Linked DNA regions of Homo sapiens: all the other regions are linked to region 1. A link is a contact called in ENCODE Hi-C or POLR2A ChIA-PET data. All regions are on one chromosome and are shown on one strand. The core of a region is the stretch at or near the end of the contact, and the rest is flanking DNA. Distances in the headings are between cores, read along the strand shown. Region 1 has its middle 22 kb from the start of NPTX1. Region 2 overlaps RPTOR (regulatory associated protein of MTOR complex 1). Region 3 overlaps RPTOR (regulatory associated protein of MTOR complex 1). Region 4 overlaps TBC1D16 (TBC1 domain family member 16). Region 5 overlaps RPTOR (regulatory associated protein of MTOR complex 1). Region 6 overlaps RPTOR (regulatory associated protein of MTOR complex 1). Region 7 overlaps RPTOR (regulatory associated protein of MTOR complex 1).

Region 1 (3,919 bases), core at 555-3,054:
CCCTGGAAACTGATCCCACCCTCCTCCTTCTCTGTGACTTCCACACAGCCTCTTCCTCATCATTCCTTCCTACCAGACTAAGGGGCCTTGAGGGTGATACCAGGTGTTCTCCAGACAATTCAACACCTAGCAGAGTGCTGCGCGGGGCTGCCAGCATAAATCAATGACATCTTTCAGCCCAGAGGGTTCTGAGAGTGATTGCATTTGACAGCACTTCCTGAGGCGCCCCTGGCCTCCTGAGGAATGAGCTGTTCAGGGCATCTGGCAAGCAGACACCAGTCCATGCTGGCACCCTTCCTTCTGGAGAGTCACCCAAGGGAGCCACCGATCGCTGCTAGAACTGGAGCAGAGTCCTCAAACAACAGTCTGCACACAGACAAGACCCGGGATATTTCTTTGATCCAGCTCCTGCCTTACAGGACTTCATCTTCACCCATTCCTGAGGAAGGAGAGAGGAAAAAAAGACCTCTCATACACCCCCTCAGTCTAGTGTTTACTGAGCACACACTGTGATCTGGATAAGAGAGAAACTCTGCCGTCTTGGTGCTTTCAGACAATACACATCAAATTACATTATCAACGATGCTGGATGGCGCTAAGAGCCGGGGAGGGAAAGCAAGGGAGTACAGGCCACAGACCGTCCTGGACTTCGAGTTTGACTTACATTTTGGCTTTGCCATGGTACAAACGCCATACACATTCAGTATACTCCTCCGCTTACAGATGGGGTTACATCCGGATAAACCTACCGTAAATTGCCTTACAATGCTTTAACCTATGATGGGTTGATGGGGAATCTAACCCCATATGACAGGAGCATCTGTATAGGAAGGGGGCACGGTTTTCAACAGGTGGTCGCCTCACTAAGTGGGAGTCACAGGGTTTCAGGGGAGGAGCGTTCCAGGCCGCGGTAACAGCAGGTGCAAAGGCCCTGAGGCAGGACGGGGCAGGGAGGTCCAGAGTCCACCGCGCAGAGACCCGGGAGGCCGGCAGGCACGGTGAGGACCTTGACTTAAACCCAGGAAAGGGGAACCACACTGGGGCATGACCTCCTGTACTTTCCGAGATCGCTCTGGCTCCTGTGTTGAGGAGACTCAGGAGGGGAAGGTGGAAGCGGGGAGACCCAGCTGAGACGCTACTACAGTCATCTCGGCGGGAAAAGACGGCTCGGAGCAGGGTGGTGGCAGAGGTGGGAGAAGAGGTCAGGTCTGGGGAAATTTCGAAGGCACAGCCAACAGGATGTACTGCCGGGCTGGATGCGGGGTGTTAGGGGTCAGGGAGGCCGCCAAGGCTCTGCCTGAGAACTGGGGAGGGCCAGGGGCACCATTTACGGAGCTGGGGAACAGCAGGAGCTCGTTTTGTTAGCAGGTGCGAGGCGCCGGGCATTTAAAGGCGGCCTGACGGGACCGGCCGAGGCGGAAGAACGGACAGGGCCCTGCGGGACCGCGCTCGGATCCGCCTCCTCCCTGACCTCGGCGTCCCCGGCTACTGCCTCCAGAGCCGCTTCGGGGCCGACCCCGGGGACTCTTCCCGCCTGCGGCCTCGCGCCAGCCCGGCCGGCTCGCCTAGTGCCCGGCGCCCAGAAACGCGTGGAGCTGGGAGAGGCCACACAACCCACGCCGGAAGCCTAACCCCGTCGGCCCCCGCGGCCGGCACCGGCCGGAAGCCCGCGAAGCCTAACTCTCGCGAGACGCCTCCTGAGTCCCGCCTCTCCGCGGTTCCGCCAGTCGCCGCGCTCCTGTCTGCGTTGCTGTGGCAGCCCCGCCGTGCGTCCGCGTTCCCGGAGCCAGCGCGGCGGCGCGCCTGTGCTCGGGGCTTGGCCGTAGCTTTTCCTCAGGTCCCGCGCGGCGCGCCCCTGTGTCGCAGGCGCCCTGCCGCTGCCCGCAGCTTTTGGGGGGTTCGGGGGCGGGGGAAGCAGGGCCGCAGAAGGCCCAATCGGAGCCTTCTGACACCCGCCCCGGCCCGCCGCCCTCCCGGAGCTTCCGTCCCCGCCGCCTGGCTCCTTACTGACACGCGCGCCGCCCCCGGTCGCCCGTTTTCCCTGGGCTCCGGCCTCCTCTCGCTTCCAGCCCTGGCCTGAGGTCCTGAGGGCTCCCTGGAGGGGGCGGCTTCCCAGCACCCAGCGTTTAACAGGGCCCTTTCGGCCTCCCTGTCCCCCAAGCTCAGAGTTGGGGTCTGCAGCAGGGGAAAGAAGGAGGGAGACTGGGCAGCTCAAGTTCCCCAGACCGCACCTATCAGACGGAGGGCGGCCCGCTCCCGTCAGAGCCCGACCTCGGCGGACAGGGGAGGGGATGGGTTGAGAAGCGGGAGAAGGCCACTAGCTGGAAACTCCCTGACGACAGGGACACCGTTCTCGCCCCAGCCCCAGCGCTCGGCCTCCGCAGAGCCGGCCCAACGAAGGAAGAATGAAAATATGAACGTGACATGATGTGGGCTTGAGAGGCCGCCTTGTTCTTTGGATTCACCCAGAAACCTGACTGAAAGGAAAGTTACTGCAACTGGGGAAAAGCACAGTTGGCTGGAGAATTTGGTTTAAAAATAAATAAGTTTTAAATTACGTAACTAACACGTGCTTGGTGTAGAAAATTTGGAAAACATATGAAAGTACGGTATAAAAATCCTCGATCCCACTGCCACATAGAACCACTATTAACATGTCAGAATCGTTTCTTCGGGTGTTTTTTTTTCTTAATGCATTTATATTGCATATACATTTTTTCTCTAACAATATATTGATGTGCCCCAGTCCCCCACAGACCCTAATGTATGAATGGGAATGGAGGCGTCTGAAATGTGACTCACAAAGAGTTCTCTTTCCTCCCTAACACCCCATCCCTGCCTCACCCCTTCAGCGCATTCACAGCAGCACTGGGACTCCGGACTCAGACAAATGTGCACTGAGCTGGCTGGTGCTCTCATAGCCTCTGGCCCCAGAGCTCCACCTTCCCCTGCAGAGGGGGTCCCGGGAGTGTCCTCAAGTGCTCCATGCCCCATGTTCCTTTCCATGGCACCAAATTCTTCTGACCTCCTTCTAGGTGAGGGGTGAGGGGGTGAGGTAGGGGGTTGGGGAAGAGTGTCCCCATGAGGCCTGAGGGGCCTGCTAGTGCAGGGGAGGAAGGGAAGTTCAAGCAAGCAGGCTCAACGGAGGGCTCCACCCTCCAGGTACGGCCAGGTCCTGGGAGAAGGAGGGGAAGCAGTCTGGTCCAGGAGAGAGGCAGCAAGGGCAGATGCTAAGCCTTTGCCTCTGCACTCCCTGGGGACCTCTGGGGACCCCCCCCCCCACCCAGCACTAGTAATCAAAGGAGGACAGACACCTACACACGTGTCCCATATGTCTCACCCTAGCAGGCAGCGAGAGGATGCCCAGTGTTACTCTGGCCCCCTGGAAGGCTAGCTTGCTCTCCTGGGCACAAGTCAGAAGCAGTGTGAACTGGAGTGGGTGGTGGGGGACACCCCTCCCGGTGAGCCCCCCCTCCGACCCGGCTGTCAGTGATCCACAAGTCTGGCCCATCAGCCCTCCCTGCTGAGCACACAGTCCACTGACCCTTCTTCAGAATTGTGGGAATGACCTCACTGCCCCTCCAAGCAACGTGTTGTGCTGCCGCCCACATCAGACATCCGGGGAATGGACTGCACAGCCTCCATGTGTGCTGGCTCCTTGGCGCCTGCAGAGCCGGGTTGATTCTGTCTTTCCCTTCAACTCTTGTCTTAAAGGATATCCTGAGCGTGCCGGCTCCTCTGCTCAGAGGGTGTTAGGGTGGCGGTGGCAGTGGGCACCTCTCTGCTCCTCGGCTGGGTGCTCAGCCTCGCCAGGCTGCCTGGAGCTGGTGGAGCAACAGCCTTGTCCCCCGTCCAGCTCTCTGCAGCTGCCCTCTCCTGTCAGAAGCTCCTGGAAAGCATTTCTGGCACATAGAGGCCA
Region 2 (3,919 bases), core at 677-3,176, 500 kb after region 1:
GCCTCCTCATGAGCTCAGGAGACGTGCGGATCGTCCGGATCTGGGACACAGACCGTGAGATGAAGGTGCAGGTAACCATGCAGGTGTCCCCCAAGCCCTGGGCCTGTGGGGCAGTGTGTGCAGGGCTGGTCCTCGTCACAGAACCCAGCAAAGTGTGCGGTGAGGCCTGGCCATCCCAGGGGTGGAGTCAGGGCCTGGGAGGACAGTGCCGGGACAATGCTGGGAGGAGACGTGGGCTCCCTGAGGCCTCTGGATGAAGGTGAACTGCAACACCCAGCCCTGCGCTGCAGTATGGCTCAGGCTGCGCCAGCTCTGAGTGTTTGCAAGTAGTGTCTTCTCTCTGCAAATTAAGGAATGTCAGAAATCAGTAGGGTGACCAATTGTAAATTAGAATGATTAATTATTTGGAGGCGTTTTTTTTTTTCTTTTGAGATGGGGTCTCACTCTGTCACCCTGCGTCACCCAGGCTGGAGTGCAGTCGTGCAATCACAGCTCACTGCAGCCTCAACCTCCTGGTCCAAGTGATCCTCCCACCTCACCCCCCCCCCCCACCACCAAGTAGCTGGGACTACAGGCATGCACCCACACGCCTGGCTAATTTTTTTAACTTTTTGTAGAAACAGGGGTCTCAGTATTTGCCCAAGCTGGTCTCGAATTCCTGGCTCCGGCAATCTTCCTGCCTTGGCCTCCCAAAGCACTGGGATTATAGGTGTGAGCCGCTACAGAAGACAGAAGATTTTTGTTTCTTTTTTTTTTTTTTTTTTTTTTTGAGACAGAGTCTTGCCTTGTCGCCCAGGCTGGAGTGCAGTGGCGCGATCTCGGCTCACTGCAAGCTCCGCCTCCTGGGTTCATGCCATTCTTCTGCCTCAGCCTCCCGAGTAGCTGGGACTACAAGCGCCCACCACCACGCCCAGCTAATTTTTTTTTTGTATTTTTAGTGGAGACGGCGTTTCACGTGTTAGCCAGAATGGTCTCTATCTCCTGACCTCGTGATCCGCCCACCTCAGCCTCCCAAAGTGCTGGGATTACAGGCGTGAGCCACTGCGCCCGGCCAGAAGCCTCTTTGCTTCTTAAAGCATCTGCTATTTTCAGTTTTGACAAAAAGCGGAGTACATTGGTTTTGCCCAAGACAGCCTGGAAAAGTGGTAGAGACCTAAGCAGGCCGCGCTCAGCAGAAATCTAACTGCATTGACTTCATTTGGAGCAGAGGCGAGACCACAGATACTGTGAGGGGCAGCGCCTGAGGTGGCTTTAGAGCCAGTATTCCCTTCCTCTGGGTCCCCAGGGAGAGGTGTGGCACAGAGGCCATACCCAGCCTCTCTCCCGGGCAGGCCATCTGGTGTCAGGAGGGATGGCTCAGCCCTGCTGCCGTAGAGGGCGGTGTGGAGCAGGCCCAGCAGAGGGGAGGCCTGGGCACCCTCAGCTGCTCGAAGCTGCTGTGGTTGCTCTGGGCAGCAGCAGCCCGAGAACCTGGCCCAGGCCTTCCCGTGTGGGCAGCCTCCCCTCTGACGTGACCGTGGATCCCTCGAGGCACCAGCAGCTTTCATGGCACCTTCTTTGGGGTGGGGGGGTCTTGCACCTGTCTGGAGCTGTGGCTCCACACGAGACGTAGCCCTCAGGGCACAGCGTGGACACCCTGATCCTCAGGGTCTGGTCACCAGTGGGGGCTTAGAGGCCCAGGTGGCCTGCGGGGCAGGTGCTGTTCCTGCAGAGGTGGGTGGAGGCACAGAGCGCAGCAGGTGCTCCCAGAGCCGGCTCTGCCCCTCGCAGGGGTCTGGCCCCATCATCCCCACGCCTGTGTTTCCTCCTGGAGTGCACAACCCAGCACCGCCCATCGTGCGTGGAAAGCGCTCTCCCTCTCGTGGCCCTTTTCCTCCTGCGTCCCTGGCAGGTGCCATCGCCCCCGCCCCCGCTTCTCCAGCACTTAGAGCCCCCGAGGGAGCCAGATGACCCCTCCTGGACTCGTCCCATAGCTCATTAGAAGTTCTGAGACGCAGCCAGTGAGGAGTCCTTGCCAAAATGTGCTTTGCTTTCCTTTTTAGGAAACAGAGAGAGGTTGGAAGTTTAATTGGCACTGACAGCCAGTCCTTCCCAGAGGCGTTTGCAGGCCTCCGCTCGGGGTGGGGCTGGCCTCTGCCTCACTGGCTGGGTCCCAGGCGCCTCAGGGCCTCAGGGCTGTCCCTCCAGGGCCAAGGGATAAGGGCGTGACTCATTGTCCTGCCAGCCCCTGCCTCTCCCTGGGACTCCTGGGCTCCCCAGGCCTTTGATGCTTCCCTGGATAGAGAGAAAGGCCCCTGCAGCCAGGGAGGGTGATCCCCACAGCCAGGCAGGCAGCAAGAGGGGTCCTGGCGCTGCAGGACAGCAGGGAGGGTGGCTCGGTGCCCCGGTCTTCACCGGGCTGCCTGTGTTTGGCTCTAGGACATCCCTACGGGCGCAGACAGCTGTGTGACGAGTCTGTCCTGTGATTCCCACCGCTCACTCATCGTGGCTGGCCTCGGTGACGGCTCCATCCGCGTCTACGACAGAAGGATGGCACTCAGCGAATGGTACCTTGACCCTGTCCTCTCCCTCCCCGAGTGCTGGCAGGGTACCTTCCAGGTGGTAGGGCCGTGTCACTGCCATTTGGTTGGGTCCAGGTTTCTCAGTGAGATGCAAAGCTTCCCCAGGAGCCTGCAGTGGCGTATTTAGGCCAGTCCTGGGCTCCCCAAAGCCGCCAGGCCCGTCCCACTGAGGCCCATCCCACAAAGGTCTGCCCCACAGAGGTCCACCCCACAGCCTATGGAGGAGCACAGGGGACAGGCCATGTGGGATGAGCCAGTGGACTGGAGGCAGAGGCTGTCGGGGTGAGGCAGGGCCGCAGCCAGGCACCTGCCACCTCTGAGCTCACCTGAACAGAATACTGCCACTGCCTGCCACCTCCTGGGTCATGCAGCAAGTGTCTGGGGAGGGATGTCTGAGGGCACACACGTGGGCACAGCAGCCCTGGGCACTGCCTCCACTGAGCACCCCTGTGGGCAGGTGCTGTCCGCGTCTGGCAGAGGACAGGGTACACGCATGGGCACAGCAGCCCTGGGCACTGCCTCCACTGAGCACCCCTGTGGGCAGGTGCTGTCCATGTCTGGCAGGGGACAGGGCACACGCGTGGGCACAGCAGCCCCGGGCACTGCCTCTGCTGAGCACCCCCGTGGGCAGGTGCTGTCCGGGCCTAGCAGGGGACAGTCCGTCTTGGCCCACACGGCTCATGCAGCAGAAGTAAATTTCACCCAGCACAGAGCGAGGATTCCCAGAAGGTCCTTGTGCCTCCAGCTTCATCAGCTTTAGGTCTGGGATTCTCATTCCTGACCCTCCAGTCTGCACAGATCGGGGAGACACAATGAGGAGTTTTGAGGGAAGCAAAGCAAAGGGTGGGCAGGGCCTGGGAGCGCTGCGATGGCCGCCTGGCCCCCGTCTCTGGGCAGCTTCCATGTGGCTCAGACAGTCCTCCAGCGGCCTGACGGTGACCTAGGGCCCAGCCCTGAGCCAGCCTGGGGAGGACACAGGGGGTCTCTGCTGGAGCAGGTCACCTGGAGGGGGCTCTGACCCTGCGTGAGCACTAGCCCCTCGTGGGGAGCGGACGGGCGAGGGCCTGCGGACCCGCTGGCACAGGCAGACCTGGGCAGCTCCCGGTGAGAGCCCCGAAGGGTGGGGACGTCCTTCAGGGAAGCCCCACGCTGAGCGTGCCCCCTCCCCTACAGCCGCGTCATGACGTACCGGGAGCACACAGCCTGGGTGGTGAAGGCCTCCCTGCAGAAGCGTCCCGACGGCCACATCGTGAGTGTGAGGTGAGGAGCGCCGATATTTAGCAGCCGTTCTGCTGTAAAAACATTATTTTCCCCTCCATTTAAAATACGTCCTTGGTATTTAAACAGCTGGAAGGGGA
Region 3 (3,919 bases), core at 585-3,084, 480 kb after region 1:
GCTGTGTCCTTGGACGTAATGTACACGAGACACTGGCAGAATCAAATCACCTCTGTTGCCTGTGGACTCACGACGCACACCACTACCTCTTCCGCCTCTTCCTCTGCTGCCTCTGTCCACGGAGGGGACTTTATTGTTCAGTGGGGAGGGGATAGTTTGTTGCTAAACCGTGGGGAAAATAATAAAAAGCGTCAAGGGGAAAAGCACATCACAGAGGCAAATTTGCCCTCACTTCAGGTCATCAGGAGCTAAGCGGGTGGAGAGGGAGGGAGCTGGCAGTGTGAGCGTTTAATGTGTTAGCGATCTTTTCCCATGGGTGCCTCTCCCCTTTTGCCTTCACCCAAGTCTTTCTCAATCTTGATAGTCATGTACCTGTTTTGAATTTTATCCCCTGCACCTTGAACCTTTCTAAATTCAGAGGGATTGAAGATAAGACTCAGCTCTAAGGCTCCCAGATTCCCCGGATAAGAATTTATCCCAAAACTGCCCCAAACTGCTGCTTTCCCGTAAGTCTTCTGGGGAACCTCTAATCTCCCTTTATTCCTGAGCCCCAGGTTTTTCTTTGCAACAGGAAAGGAGTTGTGTTTCATTGGCTTTCAGCTGAAGCCTCTGTGGGAGGCTTCAGAATCGTAATTGGTTTCTGTCTGAGTGGAAGCCAAGAGGTACAGGAGTGTCAAGATCCTCATCATGTAACAGGATCAGCGGCACCCACAGCCTCCAGGAGCTCTGTTTACAGGGAGGCTCAGCCTGCACTGGGCCTGGGCCCTTTTTTACTGAAAAGCCTTTATTCAGCCTGAAGAGAAACAGGTGGAGAGGAGGCGACAGAGCCGATGATGAAGAGCTGCGGTGTCATTTGCTGCCTCCGTGCTGAGCGGCGGTCACATCCTAGTTTCCCAGGGTGGGTGCCCGCATCTTCCACGGCATCTCTGCCTTCCCCTGGCCTCTCCATCCACCGCTCTCCCTCCTGCCTCACGCCGCACCTCCACTTCTGCCCATGCTTGTCCTGTGACCCTCGTGGTCATAGCTGGTTGTCCTGACACAGACACTTGGGGTGGTTCCGGAACCGCGTCCCGTTCAGAAAGTCTCTTCCCAGCCCAGCAAGGGCTGTAAAGGAAGGCTGTGGGCTCTCTCCTAGAGCTCAGATTAGGGAAGTGGCGGCCCCTACCCCTACAGGCAGAAGCCCCTGGGCCGGGAGAGGGCCCTTGCAGTGCCGTGGCAACAGGACAAGTGTGGGGCCCCCTGAAACCCCTCAGCTCCTGTCTCCGGGCGTCCTGTGCCCCTCCCTGTTCTGGCATGGGCCCCCTCTCAACCTTGCAGTCGTCTTTGTTGTCTTTGGAGCTGAGGCTCTGAAGCCGCCCCATTTCTACCCCCCACGTCTGGATTCTTTGCCTGAGCTCAGGCCCAGGACCATAGAGTGCCGGGCCAAGGAGCTGGAATTCCCATCAGTTCCTCTCCCTTCCCACTCGAAAGTTCCTTCTAGACTCTTCCTCTAATTTATTCCCAGAGAAGCCCGAGTCTCATTAAAGTGCAATGTCTCTGTTCCTGCACAGCTTTGAGTCTTTCCACCGCGGGTTTTTTCTTATTACTGTTCTATGTTATTTACCATTTGTCATTTCTTTTCTAATAAGCTCAGGATTGTCGTCAAGTGAAACTGGTTGCTAAGAATCCACAGTCTATCCCATTTGCCGTTGCGGGATTATTTCTAAATCAGAAAATGTGCGGAGGGAGCCATTTGACACCTTTTGTGGTTACTGTTTCCGGGTTTGGATGTCTTTTTTGCTGTGTTGTTGCTGTTTTATCGAGTGTGGTTTTGTGACTTTTAAGAAGAAAAAGAAGGAAGCAGAGCAATCAAATGCTAGGAACTGAGCCACAGCCACCCATGAGCACGGGGTCAGACATGAGGTTTGGGGCTTGCCTGTTTCTGTTTTGTAATCAGAGCTGACACAAAGCATTCGAGGAAGAGACACAAAGAATGCTCTGTAAGCATTTGCACATGATAACCACCTACAACGACCGCCTAAAACTCCACACGGAGAAACCGTTTTCTTTCTCCGCCACATTTACGTGCAAGGACGCAAACACGGCCATGCGCCATAGTCTTTATTCCCATTTCTTCTATCAGAGAAAGCGACTTTTTAATAACTAATGCAGGCTCTCTTTTTCCTTTGTCGAGACAGAGTTGCTTTTAGCCAAAAGGAATTAGGGTTCTTACCTTGTTTATTTCATTTATTTTATATTTTGGGTCTTCACAAGTCTTAGTTTCTTAGCAAGGAACAGAATTAGCCAGATTGACTGGACGGCATGTATGCTTAAGGAAATGCATCTGCGTAACCCAGACAAGTGGCCATCCTCCCGCGGAAAGTCAATTAAATCCTAGTTAGTATTTGCCAAGTGTGGACCTCTCCTAGACGCTGAACGTGCACACCCCAACCCACATGTGCGTGCACACACACAGACACATGCACGCACTCGCACACACGCACACACACGCATGCACGCAAAGGCCCTGAAGTGAATGAAGACCTTTGCTCAGGGAAGAGAGGGCAGCAGCATGTCTAGCGTCTGCATATTTCAAGTGAAAATAAACTTGGTCTTTCTGAAGCTGTCTCATTAGGGAAGGCACTGAAGTTCTCACGAGTTAGTTTAACCCCAGCCAGGCTTGCAGCTCAGCACCCTCCTAGCTCTTCCACCATCAGGAGCCCAGTGGCACCCCCTCTGCTGCCCAGGAAGGTCCCACACTCTCTCGGGGCCCGGCCTGGCCTCTCATGAGGCTGTCTTCCTTCTGTCTCGTAAGCTCCCTCATCTTCCAGCCAGCTGCCTGGTTCCCTTTGGCATTAGAGAGAGAATAAAGGCAGTGTCTCCTCAAGCGCACCTGCCTCCTGATTGTGTTTTCAGTGTTTGAAGCGGCATTCGGTGCCCCCCTGCCCTGCTGCTCAGTGCTGACCTCAGTGCCCCCCATTCCCTGGGGAGGCGTTTCCCAAGGCCCTGGTCCCCATCATACACCTGTCAGCCTCACAGGCCACTCACTCAAGGGTCTCAGAGCCCCCACACTAGTGAACACAGGCGTGGAGAGCGCCTCTCCCAGCTCCGGGGAGGGACCAGCGATGTGTTTTGTAGCAGACACAGGACCCACAACAGCCCGTGCCTCTGGTGCACTGGCCAGACGAGAAGCCCAAAGCCTTCAGCCTTTGAGAAAGAGGTGCCTTCATCTGAAAATAACTACAGCCAACCCTCCATGTCCACAGGTGCTGCATCCGCAGATTCAACCAATTTTGGATAAAAAAACAAATGTAAATAACAAAAATAAATTTAAAATAACAATACAACAAGAAACAATCCAAATTTTAAAAATACGGCATAGCAGCTATTTACACAGCGTTGACACTGTGTCGGGTATGGCGGGCAAGCTAGCGAGGGTTTGAGGTGTGCCGGAGGATGTGTTCTGCTTGTACGCAGATGCCACACCCTTTCGTATTGGGGACTGAGCCGCGCAGGTTTTGCTATCCGAGGGGTCCTAGAACCCATACCCCATTGATACCAAGAGACAACCCTGTTTCATCGCTGGGCTTAACTGGGTGTTTTCTGTTGTTGAAGATCCCAGAAGAGCACGACCTGGAGAGTCAGATCCGCAAGGAGCGGGAGTGGCGGTTCCTGCGAAACAGCCGTGTCAGGAGGCAGGCCCAGCAAGTCATTCAGAAGGGTAAGGGCACCCGCACAGCCAGCCAGGGGCTCATTCCGGGGGTGGGGCCTGGGGCGAGGGTCCCCTGTGAGCAGGCCCCCCGCGGCCCACGCACAACCTTCTCCAGCCATCCACTGTCCCACGACAGACCCGCCCCGCACCCCACCTCCCTTGCAGATAAGCACATCAAGGCTGGTGGAGATGAAGCTGCTGCTCCTCAAGGTTCTGCAGCCCAGAGTG
Region 4 (3,919 bases), core at 869-3,368, 460 kb before region 1:
ACACAGTGAAACCCCGTCTCTACTAAAAATACAAAAAATTAGCCGGGCGTGGTGGTGGGCGCCTGTAGTCCCAGCTACTCGGGAGGCTGAGGCAGGAGAATGGCGTGAATCTGGGAGGCGGAGTTTGCAGTGAGCCGAGATCGCGCCCCTGCACTCCAACCTGGGCGACAGAGCGAAACTCTGTCTCAAAAACAAAAAAAAAGAAAAAAACTTTCAGGATCTAGGACTAGGTCAGGAGTTCTTGAGCTTGACATGAAAAGTATGATTCATAAAAGGCACAACTCATAACCTGGACTTCATCAACATTAAAGTCTTTTGCTTTGTGCAAGATCCTGTTAAGAGGATGAAAAAAAGAACTACAGACTGGGAGAAATATTTGCAATCCTCATATCTAGCAAAGGACTAGTTTCTAGAGTGTATAATCAACTCTCAAAACTCAGTAGTCAACAAACAAAAAATGGATTAGACGATGTCTCTTTGTCTCTTTGGGTATCTGTCTTCATTGCAGTGAATCGTTTGTATACATTGTTTTATTACAGTCACAAAAGAAATCATGTATTAACAGGAATAAAAAAGCAGGTTGTTACCTGTCACTAGAACAATATTATCGCTTCTGGTTGCCACAATAAATCATATTATGACTTTTTCCAAAATCCTCCAACCAAAGGTTGTCCCCATAAGCCTTTCGATATATATTATTAAGATATAAGAAGATGCTTAAGAGACAAAGAGATCTTCCGCCAAAGAATCAGATACCTGGATGGCAAATAAACACACAAAACGATATTCGACATCACGAGCCATTAGGGAAATGCTGATTAAAACCACAATGAGATGTCACTACACACCCATCAGGATGCTTAAAAAAAATAATAGTGACAACCTCAAATACTGATGAGGATGTGGAGAAACAAGGCACTCGTAAATTTCTGGTGGGAGTGTAAAACGGCCCAGCCACTCTATGCAACAGTTTAGCAATTGCTTTAAAAACTAAGCACATAGGCCGGGAACGGTGGCTCACGCTTGCAATCCCAGCACTTTGGGAGGCCGAGGCGGGAGGATTGCTTGAGCCCAGGAGTTCGAGACCAGCCTGAGCAACATGGCAAAAACCCTGTCTCTATTTTTACTAGATAAAAAACGTATTTTAAAAAACTAATCACACAATCAATCCACATATGACTCGGCAAGTGCATTTGTGGGAATTTATCCTAGAGAAACGAAAACTTAGGTTCCAACAAAACCCCACACATGAATGTTCCTAGTAGCTTTATTCACAGTCGCCCCTGAATGGGAAGCCATGGTTCATGTCCATCAGTCCGTGAGCGCGTGGACCGTGGGGTGCTGCTACTCAGCAGTAGAAAGGAACAAGTTCTTGACACACAGGACAGCTTGGATAGAGCTTCACAGGATGATGCTGAACCAAAAAAAGTCCATCTCAAAGCTGACATCATGCAGGGTTCCAGTTACGTAAAATTCTTACAGAGGAGTGGTTGCCCTGTGCCAGGGCAGCGTGGAGGAACCCTGCGGTGGGGGAGTGGTTCTGCGTCTAGCTAGTGGTAGTAGTTGCCGGAAGCTACATGTATCCCAGTGGCACAGGATTCTAAACACACAAGCACAGATGGGTGCCTGTAATACCCGTGAGACCTGTGGACTGTACCAACCTCAATTTCCTGGTTTGGAGAGTGTACTATGCTTCTATGCAGGATGTCACCATGGGGGGAAGTGGGTGAAGGGTGTATAGGGCCTCCCGGTACTTTTTTTTTTTTTGCAACTTCCTGTAGTTACTTCGAAATAAAAACTTTTAAACGTGGCTAATGGAAAATTTTAAATCACAGAGGTGGCTCACGTTACATTTCTATTGGGCACTGTTAGCCTAAACCGGGGGATCCACAAACCATGGCCCGAGGGCCAAATTGAGGCTGCCCTCTGCCTCTGTACAGCCCATGAACGAAGACTTTTTTAAATGAATAGACTTTCTTTTTTAGAGCGATTTTAGGTTCACAGAAAAACTGAGCAGAGTACAGCGAGTTTCCCCTCAATGTACACACTTTCCCATACCATTAATGTCTTGCATTTGCGTGGTACATTTGCTGTAACTGATGAGCCAATATTGATACATTATCAGTAATAACTGACGTTCAGGGCTTCTACTAGGTTCACTCTTGGTGTTGTACAGTCTATGGGGTTTCAGAGACACAGTGGCAGGCGTCCATCATTGCAGCCTCACACAGAATAGTGTCACTGCAGCCGGGCGCGGTGGCTCACGCCTGTAATCCCAGCACTGTGGGAGGCCAAGGAGGGTGCATCACCTGAGGTCAGGAGTTCAAGATCAGCCTGGCCAACGTGGTGAAACCCCGTCTCTACTGAAAATACAAAAATTAGCTGGGTGTGGTGGCGGGAGCCTGGAATCCCAGCTACTCAAGAGGCTGAGGCAGGAAAATCGCTTGAACCCAGGAGGTGGAGGTTGCAGTGAGCTAAGATTGTGCCATTGCACTTCAGCTTGGGCACAAAGAGCAAAACTCTGTCTCAAAAAAAAAAAAAAAAAAAAAAGACAAGAAAAGAAAAGGAAAAAGAATAGTGTCGCTGCCTTTGGAATCCAGTATCTGCCCATTTATCTTTTTCTCCTCTTGAGCCCCCAGCAGGTGTTGATCTGTTTACTGTCTTCACAATTTTGCCTTTTCCAGAATGTCCTAGAGCTGGAATCATGCAGCTTGCAGCCTTTTCAGACTGGTGTTTTTTGTTTTTTTTGAGATAGGGTCTCACTCTGTGACCCAGGTTGGAGGGCAGTGGTGCAATCTAAGCTCACTGCAACCTCCGCATTCTGGGCTCAAGCAATCCTCCTGCCTCAGCCCCCCAAGTAGCTGGGACTACATGTGTGAGCCACCATGCCCGGCTAATTTTTGTATTATTATTATAATTTTTTTTTTTTTTTTTTGTAGAGACAAGGTTTCACCATGTTGCCCAGGCTGGTCTCCTGAGCTCAAGTGATCACCCACCTCGGCCTCCCAAAGCGCTGGGATTACAGGTGTGAGCCACCGCACCCGGCCCAGATTGGCTTCTTCCACGTAGCAATGTACATTTCAGCATCCTCCACATCTGCTCAAGGCTTGACAGCTCATTTCCTTTTATCCATAAACAATATTCCCTTGCAGGGAAGCGCCACCGTTCGCACATCCACCCACCACCACAGGGTATCCTGACTGCTTCCACCGCGCCCGTATGAATGAAGTGGTTACAAACACCTGCGTGCAGGTTTCATGTGAAGGATGGTTTTGAACATTTTTAAATGTTGAAAAAAATCCAGAGGAGAATATTTCACAACACATGAAAATTATATGAAATTCCACTTTCAGTATCCTTAATAAAACGTGAATGGGGCTGGGCGCGGTGGCTCACGCCTGTAACCCCAGCACTCTGGGAGGCCGAGGCGGGGGGATTACCTGAGGTCAGGAATTTGAGACCAGCCCGGCCAACACGGCGAAACCCCATCTCTAGTAAAAATACAAAAATTAGCCGTGTGTGGTGGTGGGCACCTGTAGTCCCAGCTACTCGGGAGGCTGAGGCAGGAGAATTGCTTTAACTCAGGAGGTGGAGGTTGCAGTGAGCCAAGATCACACCACTGCACTCCAGCCTGGGCGAGAGAGTGAGACACTGTCTCAAAAAAAAAAAAAATTAATGGAACACAGCCATGCCAATTAACATACATTGTGTGGTGGCTTCCATGCTACAAGGGCAGAATTGAAAAGCTGCAGCCAAAACCATCTGGCCCCCAAAGCAGAAAATACTTGCTGTCTGGCCCACCTGCCAACCCCTGGAATAGACAATTACAATTCCCAACTTTGAAAGTCCAGGAAGAAAACCAACCAAAATGATAACGGCAACACCAGAGGGATCAAAGATCACAAATATTTCCCTTCTG
Region 5 (3,919 bases), core at 924-3,423, 460 kb after region 1:
AGGAAAGTTACACCCTTTCCAACGCAGTTTTCCTTTTAGAAAGATTTGGCCTCAGTAGATGAATCCATGTGATCAAGCCTAGTGATCAGCTAGGATTCTTGAATCTCGGGACCCGTTGCCAGAATAACAAAATGGGGGCTTCCTGTAACCTCGGCTCTTTAAAGCAACACTTCTGATACCAGGGTTAGGGTTTCAGAAAATGCAGCCGCCTTAGGAGCCTCATTGGCAGCTACTTTCCACTAAAACATCTTCCATTTCTCTCTCTCAGGAGTTTCCTTTAACAGTGTTTACACTCAGATTTGGAGAGTCCTGCTGCACCTGGCTGCTGACCCCTATCCAGAGGTCTCGGACGTGGCCATGAAAGTACTCAACAGCATCGCCTACAAGGTACGTGCCGGGCGCTCCCCACCGCGCTCCAGCTGCTGGTTCTCGGTTACGAGTATGCATGCCAGGAACTCCAGGTGTGCCCGGGTCCACACCACAGTTTAGAAAGTAACAAAACGAGCTTCAGCAAATATCTTAAATCTGGAGATGTACACAGTACACCCCAAACTGTGTCTGTGCAGCTCCCACGTGGGCAGAGGGTGCTGGATTTACTGATGCCTGTCAAGGCAATTAGGGGAGGACTGACATTATCTTTCAGGATCCTCTGGTGTCTGGGTGAGCTACAGTGCTGGCCCTTCTTCCATTTTTTTTTTCTTTCTTTACTTAATTATTTATAAGAGATGGGGTCTCCCTGTGTTGCCCAGGCTGGTCTTGAACTCCTGGGCTCAAGGGATCCTCCTGCCTCAGCCTCCCAAAGTGCTGGGATTACAAGCGTGAGCCACTGCACCTGTTTTTTGTTTTTGTAAGACAGTCTCACTCTGTCCAGACTAGAATGCAGTGACCTGATCACGGCTCACTGTAGCCTCCAACTCCTGGGCTCAAGCAATCCTCCCACCTCAGCCTTGGAAGTAGCTGGGACTACAGGTGCACACCACCACACCCGGCTAATTTTTAAATTTTTTGTAGAGACAGAGTCTCAGTGTGTCGCCCAAGCTGGTCTCTAACTCCTCAGTTCAAGTGATCCTCCTGCCTTGGCCTCCTGAAGTGCTGGGATTACAGGCATGAGCCACCACACCCAGACTTTTCTTCCCTTTCTGATAGCAGTAATTTTTGACTCATTCAAAACCCTTCTAGTTAATGGTTTCTTATTCATGGCCATTCTAGCTCAAGGGAACTTTTCAAAGAATCAGTTTTTGGTTTCATTGGTTTTTCTCTGTTGTTTGTCCATTTTCCATTTGATTGATTGAGCTTTCATCAATAAAGCTTGCTTTCTTCTGCTTACTTTGAGTTTAATTTGCTCTTCTCATCCTAGTTTCTTAAGGTAGAAGCAGAGGTCATTGATTTTAGTCCTTTCTCTTTGGGGACTGTAAACTCTTCTCAGTCCCTTTTGTGAGCTCTGGGCATTTGGCCTACCGCCTTCCCGCTGTTTTTTCTCTGCCTCATGGGTTGTCACTCTACCCTTGAGCAGATGAATACTTAGTCAAAGACCCCAGGGGCCTCTCCTGCAGACCTTGGAAGCTTTCCCCTCTCCAGTGCTCTGTCCTGCAAATTGTCACCACCTCAGCCTCCCTGGAGCCCCAGTCTCTGTCTCCTGTTCCCTGAAAGTGCTGGGCTCCCCGTCTCTGCACTGTGGCCTGGGACTGCCTGAAACTACCTGCAAGCCGGACACAGGGCAGCTGTTTATTTCCGTTCTCTCAGGGATCACAAGCCCGTGACACCCAGCACCCAGTGTCCAAAAACAATTGTTTACGGTATTTGTCCTGGTTTTCTAGTTGCTTATGGAAGTTGGATGATTTATGTGGAATTAGAAGTCACTCATTATAGCACTTAAAAATTTTTTGGTAACTTTTTGATAAAACTTCAAAAGCTTACAGAAATGTTGCAGGAAGAATGCAGGGAAAGGCCACACTCTTGCAGCCTCTGTGGTGTTCTACGTCTTCATCTGACCTCGTCACGGCTATGGCGTTGCCTCGGGTATCACTCAGTGCCAGGGTCTGCAGGGTCGAGGAGCCACGGCTTCCCATCCTAGTCCATCGCTTTTTCCAAATGAGCTATCGAGTCTCCCCCTCTCATTTGCTGTGGCCTTCTGGGTCCTGGCCGGCCATCGAGCCAGGGTTCCTGCAGCTCCTCAGCTCCTTTTGCTGATATTATACTTCTGTGGCTTTCGGTTCCTTCAACTAAGTTATTTTCTGTTGGTCTAGTTATATCTTAGATGGAAATCACCTTACCGTCTGCAGTTGGTTCTTCTTCAGTTCTTTTTTTTTTTTTTTCTCTTGCTCTGTTGCCAGGCTGGAGTGCAGTGGCACAATCTCAGCTCACTGCAGCCTCCGCCTCCCAGGTTCAAGCAGTTCTGCTGCCTCAGCCTCCCAAGTAGCTGGGACTACAGGCGTGAGCCACCACACCCGGCTAATTTTTGTATTTTTAGGAGAGACGAGGGGTTTCACCGTGTTGGCCAGGATGGTCTCGGTCTCTTGACCTCGTGATCCGCCTGCCTCGGCCTCCCAAAGTGCTGGGATTACAGGCGTGAGCCACTGCGCCTGGCCTGTTCTTTATGGTATCACCGGTATAGTCACAAGTAGCCTATTGGCCAACTTGGAAAGGTCCAGATTGTTTAATTCTGCACCGGCCTCCCCTCCTGCAGCGGACTCTGCCACTTCCTTCGTCACCGCATCCCTGCAGCGGATTCTGCCACCTCCTTCGTCACCGTGTGGTGTGGCCAGCTGCACGGGCACCTGGAGACGTTCATCCCCAGGCAGCAGGCCATCTCCTCAGGTTTCTTTTATGTGCTACTGGCCTGTTGAAAATAGCCAGTCAATTAAGTTAATGTTTTCATTATGCGGTAAGAAAACTAAGAAATAATATAATTATTTGCTTTTAAACTAGGAATAAGATAAATACAAAAATAAACCTCAGGCTGGGTGTGGTGGCTCACACCTGTAATCCCAGCACTTTGGGAGGCCAAGGCGAGAGACGATCACTTGAGCCCAGGTGTTTTGAGACCAGCCTGGGAAACATAGTGAAACCCCGTCTCTACAAAATAGTAGCAAGTTAGCCGGGCACGGTGGCAAGCACTTGTGGTCGCAGCTACCCAGGAGGATGAGGCTGGAAGATCCCTTGAGCCCAGGAGCTCAAGGCTGCAGTGAGCTATGATTGTGCCACTGCACTTCATCCTGGGCGGCAGAGTGAGACCGTGTCTTTTAAAATAATGTTTAAAAATATATGTTTGTTACACATTATGGTCTGAGACCAAGAAGGGGAGGCAGTAAAGCAGACAGGAAGGAAATAAGGAAGAAAAGAAAGTCATAAGACTGCACAAACACCCCTGAGGAAACCACCCACGGAGGCCCCAGACCAGAGCAACCGGTCCCGAGGCCTCTCAGATGAGCTGACGCTCTGGAGGATTGGGACTGAAACCGTCACATCTGCCTGCTACGGATTAGGGAAAATCAGTTCTTACCACTTACCACTGCCCTTTTAGACTCTAAATAGCCTCTACCACTTTTAGTTTAAGATTTCAAGGTTGGGTTTTAAATAGCCGTTTTCACTAAAATAGTTGTAAAAGCTTTTTACGAACATTAATAAATGGTTTAAGTTTTTAGAATTGATGGCCAGTTCGCGTCTCTGCTGGCAGTTCTCTGACACACAGGAGTGTCTGGTGGCCTCTTCTTTTCTCTTGGAGGCACAGGATGGCTGTGGCCATGGACCACCCTTGCTCTGTCCTGACTGCACAGTTGGAGGCCAGCGCTATTTAGGAGGTTTGATCGTTTTCCCCCAATTAATTTAGCTTCTTGGGTATTTTGATCATGATGAAATCAGTATTCAGCCTATTTAAGTTTATTTTTCAGTGGCTTTTGTGTATTTAACCTTACTGAAA
Region 6 (3,919 bases), core at 848-3,347, 420 kb after region 1:
CACCTCCCTTTTCCCCATTTAAAAAAATATAAGTTCCTGAAACCTGAGACACAGAAGAATCAAAATTGGCTTCAGTGTGTGGTGAGGGAAGGGGGCTTGCTCAGGAAAAAAAATGTCATGTTCATGCTCTTCCCACCTGCTTTCTACTCTGGCCTTCACATGTCACCACCATAGCTTGATCTGGGAGAAAACAAGCACAGCAAGATGGAGCCTGTTGAGAGGGCGGCTTTGGCAGATTCACGCTGCCGGCACCGTGCTGTTCATCTGAGCCCCGAGTCTCTGCCGGGTCTTCCACCAAGCCCCTCCGCCCAGGATGTGTGTGTCGCCTGCCGGGTCTTCCACCGAGCCCGTGCCACGCAGGGTGTGTGTGTCGCCTGCCGGGTCTTCACACCGAGCCTGTGCCACGCAGGGTGTGTGTGTCGCCTGCCGGGTCTTCCCACCGAGCCCGTGCCGCCCAGGATGTGTGTGTCACCTGCTGGGTCTTCACACCGAGCCCGTGCCACGCAGGGTGTGTGTGTCACCTGCCAGGTCTTCCACCGAGCCCGTGCCGCCCAGGATGTGTGTGTCACCTGCTGGGTCTTCACACCGAGCCCATGCCACGCAGGGTGTGTGTGTCACCTGCCAGGTCTTCCACCGAGCCCGTGCCGCCCAGGATGTGTGTGTCACCTGCTGGGTCTTCACACCGAGCCCGTGCCACGCAGGGTGTGTGTGTCACCTGCCGGGTCTTCCACCGAGCCCGTGCTGCCCAGGATGTGTGTGTCACCTGCCGGGTCTTCCACCGAGCCCGTGCCACGCAGGGTGTGTGTGTCGCCTGCCGTGTCTTCCCACCGAACCCGTGCCACGCAGGGTGTGTGTGTCGCCTGCCGGGTCTTCCACCGAGCCCGTGCCACGCAGGGTGTGTGTGTCGCCTGCCGGGTCTTCACACCGAGCCCGTGCCACGCAGGGTGTGTGTGTCGCCTGCCGGGTCTTCCACCGAGCCCGTGCCACGCAGGGTGTGTGTGTCGCCTGCCGTGTCTTCCCACCGAGCCCGTGCCACGCAGGGTGTGTGTGTCGCCTGCCGTGTCTTCCCACCGAGCCCGTGCCACGCAGGGTGTGTGTGTCGCCTGCCGTGTCTTCCCACCGAGCCCGTGCCACGCAGGGTGTGTGTGTCGCCTGCCGTGTCTTCCCACCGAGCCTGTGCCACGCAGGGTGTGTGTGTCGCCTGCCGGGTCTTCCACCAAGCCCCTCCGCCCAGGATGTGTGTGTCGCCTGCTGGGTCTTCACACCGAGCCCGTGCCACGCAGGGTGTGTGTGTCGCCTGCCGGGTCTTCCACCAAGCCCCTCCACCCAGGATGTGTGTGTCGCCTGCCGGGTCTTCCACCGAGCCCGTGCCACGCAGGGTGTGTGTGTCGCCTGCCGGGTCTTCCACCGAGCCCGTGCCACACAGGGTGTGTGTGTCGCCTGCCGGGTCTTCCACCGAGCCCGTGCCACACAGGGTGTGTGTGTCGCCTGCTGGGTTTTCCACCGAGCCTGTGCCATGCAGGGTGTGTGTGTCGCCTGCCGGGTCTTCCCACCGAGCCCGTGCCACTCAGGGTGTGTGTGTCGCCTGCCGGGTCTTCCACCGAGCCCGTGCCATGCAGGGTGTGTGTGTCGCCTGCTGGGTCTTCCCACCGAGCCCGTGCCGCCCAGGATGTGTGTGTGTCGCCTGCTGGGTCTTCCCACTGAGCCCGTGCCACGCAGGGAGTGTGTGTTGCCTGCTGGCTGCCGTTCTGCGCGTGTGTGGTTTCAAGTCTTGTTTCCTCTTCTGTTTAACGAGGCCCTTGGTCTAAGTGTGCTTGTAATTTGGGCGAGTGAGCAGCAGCCGAGAGAGTCCACCCCAGTCCCCCTAGCCAGCGAAGTGGGAGCTCCCAGGTTCCTGCCTGCGGGGAGGGTGGGGGCGGTTTGAGTTAGTGAAAATGTGTGTATTAAACAGATATGTAAATGACCCCTGCCGAGCGCTGAAAATGAAGGTATGAAAAGGCATCATCATCCGTGGTTCCCACCTGGCATAATGACCGTATCAGAACAGACATCTGGTAGTATACACCACATAGTTGCCAGACTCCGATACCAAGGGCACATCTAAGTTCTCCCACCCTGATTTGCATGCCTCAAATTCAGAATTAGTGAGATTTGAGTCAGTGATGCTTCATTACACTCTCGTGAGACATGTTTGAGGAGCTTCACCGTGAATGTGTGGGCTTCGATTTGACTTGTGGAACCTGTGGTTAAAACAAAGGAAGGTGCCTTCATTCTCAGAACCCAGTGCTTTTTCTGTTGCCCTGGCCCTCTGGGCTGAGTCTTTACGTGGACGGCGGTCGATGCATCTCAGTTTATTTGTCAAAACCTTCAGCTAAAGCCAGTTGTTGCTTGAAAACTGCCTGCTTAATTGGCCTCCTCAGCTCGGGGGAGCAGCTTGCAATCTGAGGCCGGCGCCTGGCTCCCTGACCACCCGCTCCCCATCGTGCTCAGCTCTCATTCCAGCAGCCCAGCCCATAACCCGCCTCATCAGTGTATTGATGTGAGGCAGAAACACCTCATTGTAAGAGCACCCCTGAGAAATGGCGGGGTTAGGGGCTTCTGGGCTGCATAACCAGCAGATTCCCTCTGCAAAACTGCTCCTGCCTCAGTGGGAAAGGGCCAGCTGTGCAGGGCTGCACTGGAGAGCCGTTCTCTTCTTGATCCTCAGGCATCCAGTTCTTAAAATTCCGGCCCTCTGTCCTTGCATGGCCTTCGTCCTCTGGAAAGGAGCATGCTGGGAGCTGGCAGAACGCACGCCTCACTCTGTCGATGCAGTGTCTGTCACTGCTCAGTTTCTAGGTATTGATCCTAGAAACCCATGCTCTGTGGGTCCCTCTCCAAGAAACACAGCATCCATGATTTGTACATCGCACTGCAGTTTCAGACTGCTTTCACATGCGTGGTTTCATCTCTGACTCCACGACCTGAGCACAGATTTTTTTTTTTTGAGACGTAGTCTTGCTCTGTCGCCCAGGCTGGAATGCAGTGGTGCGATCTCAGCTCACTACAGCCTCCGCCTCCCAGGTTCCAGCGATTCTCCTGCCTCAGCCTCCCGAGTAGCTGGGACTACAGGCACGCACCACCACACCCTGCTAATTTTTGTATTTTTTAGTAGAGACAGGATTTCACCATATTGGCCAGGCTGGTCTCGAACTCCTGACCTTGTGACCCGCCTGTCTCAGCCTCCCAAAGTGCTGGGATTATAGGCATGAGCCACCACGCCCAGCTGAGCACAGATTTTTAAAACTTTACCTGGGTCCCTGACTAGTAAGAGGGAGAACCTGGACTTGAAACTTAGTTTTGTTTCAAATCTTGCCCCTTTTCCTCGGGTTTTGGGCAAATACTTCCCGAAGTATTATCGTTACCCCTGAATATCCAAGGCAGGATCATTTTATTCCCTTCCAGAGCCAGCACTTGCAGAAGTGTCCCCAAGTTAGGCAGCCTGGTGTGGCTTCCGGTAACACTGCCAGCCTCAGAGCCGGCCTGTTTCCTCCAGGACGCCCACAGGACCCTCGGAAGCCCCTTCCTCTAGGGGCCCGTCCCTCCTCCTTCCCCAGGCCCCGTCCCCCGCCTTGCCCTCTGAAAGTGGTCTTCAGCACCACCCGATAAGCGGTGACTTCTCATCTTAGAAGCCTGGCTTGGGTCAGGTTCTGCGTTTCGGCTGTGCGCGCCCCGGAGCAGCCCTGCTTGTGTCTCATCATCGATGCCTCAGCTGCAGTGTGCCCCACTGTAACCCCTCCGGGATGAAAACGCAACCCACCTCTTCAGTGGGCAGCCCTCCACTTGGATCCTCGCATCCCTGGCATCATCTCCGTCCTCTGTCCTTGCTGACCCAGCTCCAACCCAGCCTGTCTGACCCGTAGCCCACCTGCCATGTCCT
Region 7 (3,919 bases), core at 786-3,285, 380 kb after region 1:
CACTGCCCAGAGACCAGGCCCCAGCACTGCCTCCTCTCCATTCCCCACGGAGGCTGAGACGATTCCTCAGTCCATGTCACCCTGAGAAAATCCCCCTCCAATAAGGCATTTGATTCTGTGGAGTCCGTTATTGCAGAATTTTACCTCCACTCTGTCCTAGGCGTGTTAACATTCGAAGTCTAATTCTAACTCTTAGACACTCTCACCACGTCCTTAACACGAGTGAGTTTACTAGTCTGGACACAGGAGGGAGGCTTCTGGAAGACTGGGAAACCCCAGGCCTTCTTAGATATGAGCAGTCCTTGCTGCTCGTGATGAATTTCATGCATGACTTTATCACTGTCCATCGGAATCCCGCCGAGGCTCTGGAGGCAGAGATGTCAGATCTCTGATGACAGTGAACTTCCACAGAGGGCAGCAGCATCTCCCTGTGTATCCTTGTGTATCACTATGTATCCCTGTGTGTCACTGTGTATCCCTGTGTGTCACTGTGTCACTGTGTATCCCTGTGTATCACTATGTATCCCTGTGTGTCACTGTGTATCCCTGTGTGTCACCGTGTATCCCTGTGTGTCACCATGTATCCCTGTGTGTCACTGTGTATCCCTGTGTGTGCCTGTATGTCACCGTGTATCCCTGTGTATCACTGTGCACACAGTAAAATTTAACAAGAAGCCAGTCCATTCCACCATGTTACCATGTTGCAGATTTAGGGAGGCGTAACCACACAGACTTGGTACTGGTCTTGATTGTGGAGGGCCTTTATGCTGAGCCAGAGATGAGGAAGATGTTGGTGCCTGGCTATAAGGGCTTGAGCCAGGTGGATACGGAGGGCATGCAGCCAACACCGCTCTTGAGACACCGGCTGGGTTAGTGTGGAAAAACTCCATTGAATGGTTTGCCTTTCTCCCTGGAGGTAGTTAGGTGTACTAGTTGAAACACCCATTCATTGGGAACCCGTGATCCAGGGGCTTTACAAATGGGCATGTGTGAGCATAGGCAGCATAGGCTGCCGTGGCCCCAGGTGTCAGGGTGCAGGCGGCTCCTGTCTTGGAGGCTTCCATCCCCCGTGGAAGCTCGTGCTGGCCACTGGAGCAACATTCCCGCAGGTGGGAAGGCCGCGAGGAGTGGACGAGGCAGCTCAGGCCTGGGGGACAGACTTGGAGCTCACATGCCCATCGCCCCCCTGTCCTGTGGCAGTGTCTGGTCCAGCCTCATCCAGGGAGGGAGGGAATGTGGCCTCCACCTTGAGTGGCATGTCCCAGCTCCAATGCTGTTCCTTAACAAGGGCAGGGAGGGAGGCACAAAGGAGTGAGGAGTGGTTTCAGACGCTCAGACGGAGAACATTCGGCTCAGAAACAGAATCGTGCTCTCCTCTGTTACTAGATTTTGCCAACTGCAACTGAGGACTGAGCTGCTGTGGAGGTGGGCTCCTCACCATGGGAGCATCACCGGGGGCTCTGCAGGGCTGTCTGCCACGAAAACAATGCCCAGAGCTCTCTCCTCCCCTCATCAATAGACCAAAGTGTGTACATCCCCAGGGAGCACACAGGAAAGATAGCAGAAAAGAGCATTTGGAATAAATAATGTACAATCTAGCTATTATACTCCTTGGGTGGTGATGGAGAGGTTGAATTTTTAGCAAGAGGAAAGAGGGAACAAAGCCTAACAAACATTGAGGTTAAAACATGAAGTCATCTGCATTTACACTTTGCTTCAGGCCGCGGCAGTAATGAATACTCAGAGCCGGCTTTCTGTTTAATGTTTGATGCAAAGTCACCGGGGAGTCATTCTCCTTCACTTTCAATTTCAGGGGTCCTGAAACCCTGCGTTTCTCTGCGGTAATAACCCGTGCTTTCCGTTCCCGGGGCGGGCGCGCTCTGACTGATCAGCGCAGATGGAGGCTGTGCGGACTTGGACTTGGACGGTTTTCCTCCAGCCCACCTCCTGGGCACCCGCCATCTCAGGGCTGTTTCCTGAAAACCCAGCTCTTGCCTGGATGACATGTTTTCCAGGCGAGTGACTCATCAGAACAGCCAACAGCTTAGAAAGTCCCTCTGCCCCCAGCTGCTGGGGGGGAGGAGCCCACGATGCAGATGAGCTGGTCACAGCTAATCACAGCCTCCTCCCCTCAGATCTGCACTCCAGCACTCCAGCCCTGCTTCTCCAGGCAGCTTGATCGCAGGCTGTGGGAAGTGCTAATCCAGACACCTTCCCGGTCCCCTCCCACCTTCTGCTGTCGTGTGCTGCCAAACCTCACAGGGCTGGCTGCTGCCGCCGAAGCCCACCACCATGGCCTCTCGTGTGTACGTAGGACCCACTTTCCCACTTGTCTTTAGCTGGGAATCCCAAATTAGAGCTGCAAGTGTGTGTTGATTTTACCGTAGAAAATGCAGCCAGTTTTAATCAACAGATAAATGTTCATTAGAGAATACCGTTGTTCTGCTGTTTAAAAGGTTGCCGTGCAGGCCGGGTGCAATGGCTCACGCCTGTAATCCCAGCACTTTGGGAGGCCACGGCAGGCAGATCACCTGAGGTCAGGAGTTCGAGACCCGCCTGACCAACATGGTGAAACCCCGTCTCTACTAAAAATACAAAAATTAGCCAGGCGTGTGGCACATTCCTGTAATCCCAGCTACTCAGGAGACCGAGGCAGGAGAATCACTTGAACCCGGGAGGCGGAGGTTGCAGTGAGCCAAGATCGCACCACTGCGCTCCAGCATAGGTGACAGAGTGAGACTCCGTCTCAAAAAACAAAACAAAACAAAAGGTTGCCATGCGATTTTAGAATTTAATGGGTAATCTGGCCCTGTAATTTGGTTAAATAAATAAATAAATAAACCACCCACGGCCCCGAGAGGGCCTCTGGCTTGCTCAGCAGGCGGTGCCAGGGTGCAAGCTCCTCCCAGTACCTCCGTCTTCCCTGCCTTGCTCTGAGTGGGGCTGTCCTTCGGGCCCAGGCCGAGCTGTGGCTTGAGGTTCAGGGCCGCTTCACTGTGTGCTGATAATCGGGTTCCAGCGCTTGTCTTTCAGCGGTTTGTAGGCGTTCTTTTACATCCTTTCTTCTCATTAGTACTTGAACAAAGTTATTTTCCTCCTCTCATGTAGACAGCTCTGCCTCGAGTCCACAGCCCTGGGTAGCCGGACGGCCCCGAGCAGCCTCCGTGCATCGTCTGGGCGCCGAGCCACAGCCCTTCCTCCTGGGCTTTGTGTCATCCCCGCAGCCTCCTGAGCCTCTGTGCATCAGTGAAACCAGAACCATCTGGGGCTGCTTTTCTGGTCTGAAATGTGGAGCTGGGTCAGTCCCCGCCTCCCACCCCGGGGCTGGATCCAAGTGGGCCCCCAGCCTTTTAGGAGCACATGTCCCACTGCAGCAACATGGGTCACGTGTCCGAGAGAGATTGTCACCCGTGGCTCTGACACAGCTTTGCTGGGCGGCATCCTGTCCGGTGTGCTGAGCGATGTCTCCAGTGCAGTTCAGGCCTTCAACACCAAGCGAGGGCCTTGGAGAACGTGCGAATAGGCTTTCCGGGAGGCATGGTTCCAAAGGCGCCTTGCCCAGCACTGACCGAGGCCACACCAGGTGCCACGCTGGTCTGCTCGGCCCACGGCCCGGACACCCTCTCTGCCCTCCTCTCGCCTCCACCTCCCCTAACTTGCACACACTTTCTTCTAACTCCTGAAGCAGAAACTTTTTATTTGATTAAATTCGAGGAATCTTTATAGAGTTTAATTGCAATAATTGACTTTGCTTCTGTCTTAACAAAGAGTAAAATCTCCCTCAATGCTGCTGAATACCATTTGCCTGCAGCTGGGGATTTACTGGGCATATGGGAGCTATTTATTGCACGTACTTTGAGGCCTTTTGATTATCTCCTGATTGCTTCTTAACTCTGTTGGCAGGGGAAGGGCATGTTTG

What was found. A loop is a pair of places that touch in the nucleus more often than their neighbours do. ChIA-PET counts read pairs that join two places held with the same protein, here RNA polymerase II (POLR2A). Pooled maps may share reads with other maps.
Region 2: a loop to region 1 is called in a map of prostate gland, with 1.9 times the contacts of the local background. The contact joins two enhancer-like sites. A Hi-C loop is called at or near these places in 2 of 168 maps with a recorded cell type or tissue (prostate gland and sigmoid colon) and 4 of 50 pooled maps. POLR2A ChIA-PET finds 5 or more read pairs at or near these places in 5 of 52 experiments (AG04450, BJ, PC-9 and 2 more).
Region 3: a loop to region 1 is called in a pooled map, with 4 times the contacts of the local background. The contact joins two enhancer-like sites. A Hi-C loop is called at or near these places in 5 of 50 pooled maps. POLR2A ChIA-PET finds 5 or more read pairs at or near these places in 10 of 52 experiments (CD4-positive, alpha-beta T cell, CD4-positive, alpha-beta memory T cell, CD8-positive, alpha-beta T cell and 7 more).
Region 4: a loop to region 1 is called in a pooled map, with 11 times the contacts of the local background. The contact joins two enhancer-like sites. A Hi-C loop is called at or near these places in 5 of 50 pooled maps. POLR2A ChIA-PET finds 5 or more read pairs at or near these places in 4 of 52 experiments (CD4-positive, alpha-beta memory T cell, H1, HEK293T and 1 more).
Region 5: a loop to region 1 is called in a map with no recorded cell type, with 6 times the contacts of the local background. The contact joins two enhancer-like sites. A Hi-C loop is called at or near these places in 2 of 37 single-sample maps with no recorded cell type and 3 of 50 pooled maps. POLR2A ChIA-PET finds 5 or more read pairs at or near these places in 4 of 52 experiments (MCF 10A, OCI-LY7, activated B cell and 1 more).
Region 6: a loop to region 1 is called in a map with no recorded cell type, with 11 times the contacts of the local background. The contact joins two enhancer-like sites. A Hi-C loop is called at or near these places in 3 of 168 maps with a recorded cell type or tissue (cardiac septum, dorsolateral prefrontal cortex and vagina), 4 of 37 single-sample maps with no recorded cell type and 7 of 50 pooled maps. POLR2A ChIA-PET finds 5 or more read pairs at or near these places in 10 of 52 experiments (CD4-positive, alpha-beta memory T cell, MCF 10A, Panc1 and 6 more).
Region 7: a map of psoas muscle shows a loop between it and region 1 (7-fold over the local background). The contact joins two enhancer-like sites. A Hi-C loop is called at or near these places in 1 of 168 maps with a recorded cell type or tissue (psoas muscle), 5 of 37 single-sample maps with no recorded cell type and 14 of 50 pooled maps. POLR2A ChIA-PET finds 5 or more read pairs at or near these places in 13 of 52 experiments (CD4-positive, alpha-beta T cell, CD4-positive, alpha-beta memory T cell, Caco-2 and 10 more).

Annotation. Positions count from the first base shown.
Region 1 is chr17:80,453,092-80,457,010 of GRCh38, forward strand. No RefSeq gene overlaps it. Among named protein-coding and RNA genes, the nearest start is that of NPTX1, 22 kb to the right of the region's middle. RefSeq lists an enhancer at 1,326-2,155 and silencers at 1,363-1,572, 1,833-2,092, 3,858-3,919. Within about 2 kb of position 1,805, at least 39 of the 41 ENCODE cell types and tissues checked have a DNase peak (open chromatin) inside an H3K27ac peak, as active enhancers do; they include CD4-positive, alpha-beta T cell, CD8-positive, alpha-beta T cell, prostate gland and 1 more, where a contact is called at or near this core.
Region 2 is chr17:80,957,660-80,961,578 of GRCh38, forward strand. It overlaps RPTOR (regulatory associated protein of MTOR complex 1), which reads left to right. Exons shown (of 34, transcript NM_020761.3): 29 at 1-71; 30 at 2,419-2,546; 31 at 3,735-3,821. Among named protein-coding and RNA genes, the nearest start is that of CHMP6, 32 kb to the right of the region's middle. RefSeq lists an enhancer at 1,728-2,245. Within about 2 kb of position 1,927, at least 17 of the 41 ENCODE cell types and tissues checked have a DNase peak (open chromatin) inside an H3K27ac peak, as active enhancers do; they include prostate gland, where a contact is called at or near this core.
Region 3 is chr17:80,936,902-80,940,820 of GRCh38, forward strand. It overlaps RPTOR (regulatory associated protein of MTOR complex 1), which reads left to right. Exons shown (of 34, transcript NM_020761.3): 25 at 3,595-3,700. Among named protein-coding and RNA genes, the nearest start is that of CHMP6, 53 kb to the right of the region's middle. Within about 2 kb of position 1,835, at least 2 of the 41 ENCODE cell types and tissues checked have a DNase peak (open chromatin) inside an H3K27ac peak, as active enhancers do; they include CD8-positive, alpha-beta T cell, where a contact is called at or near this core.
Region 4 is chr17:79,995,598-79,999,516 of GRCh38, forward strand. The region is part of intron 3 of TBC1D16 (TBC1 domain family member 16); the gene reads right to left. Among named protein-coding and RNA genes, the nearest start is that of TBC1D16, 38 kb to the right of the region's middle. Within about 2 kb of position 2,119, at least 11 of the 41 ENCODE cell types and tissues checked have a DNase peak (open chromatin) inside an H3K27ac peak, as active enhancers do.
Region 5 is chr17:80,908,543-80,912,461 of GRCh38, forward strand. RPTOR (regulatory associated protein of MTOR complex 1) reads left to right here. Exons shown (of 34, transcript NM_020761.3): 21 at 269-387. Among named protein-coding and RNA genes, the nearest start is that of CHMP6, 81 kb to the right of the region's middle. RefSeq lists enhancers at 1,850-2,079, 2,200-2,389, 3,158-3,207. Within about 2 kb of position 2,174, at least 2 of the 41 ENCODE cell types and tissues checked have a DNase peak (open chromatin) inside an H3K27ac peak, as active enhancers do.
Region 6 is chr17:80,875,379-80,879,297 of GRCh38, forward strand. All of the region lies in intron 13 of RPTOR (regulatory associated protein of MTOR complex 1), which reads left to right. Among named protein-coding and RNA genes, the nearest start is that of CHMP6, 110 kb to the right of the region's middle. RefSeq lists enhancers at 1,947-1,996, 3,214-3,813. Within about 2 kb of position 2,098, at least 4 of the 41 ENCODE cell types and tissues checked have a DNase peak (open chromatin) inside an H3K27ac peak, as active enhancers do.
Region 7 is chr17:80,831,241-80,835,159 of GRCh38, forward strand. The region is part of intron 9 of RPTOR (regulatory associated protein of MTOR complex 1); the gene reads left to right. Among named protein-coding and RNA genes, the nearest start is that of CHMP6, 160 kb to the right of the region's middle. RefSeq lists enhancers at 606-1,378, 1,845-2,154, 2,924-3,695 and a silencer at 1,983-2,199. Within about 2 kb of position 2,036, at least 41 of the 41 ENCODE cell types and tissues checked have a DNase peak (open chromatin) inside an H3K27ac peak, as active enhancers do; they include CD4-positive, alpha-beta T cell and psoas muscle, where a contact is called at or near this core.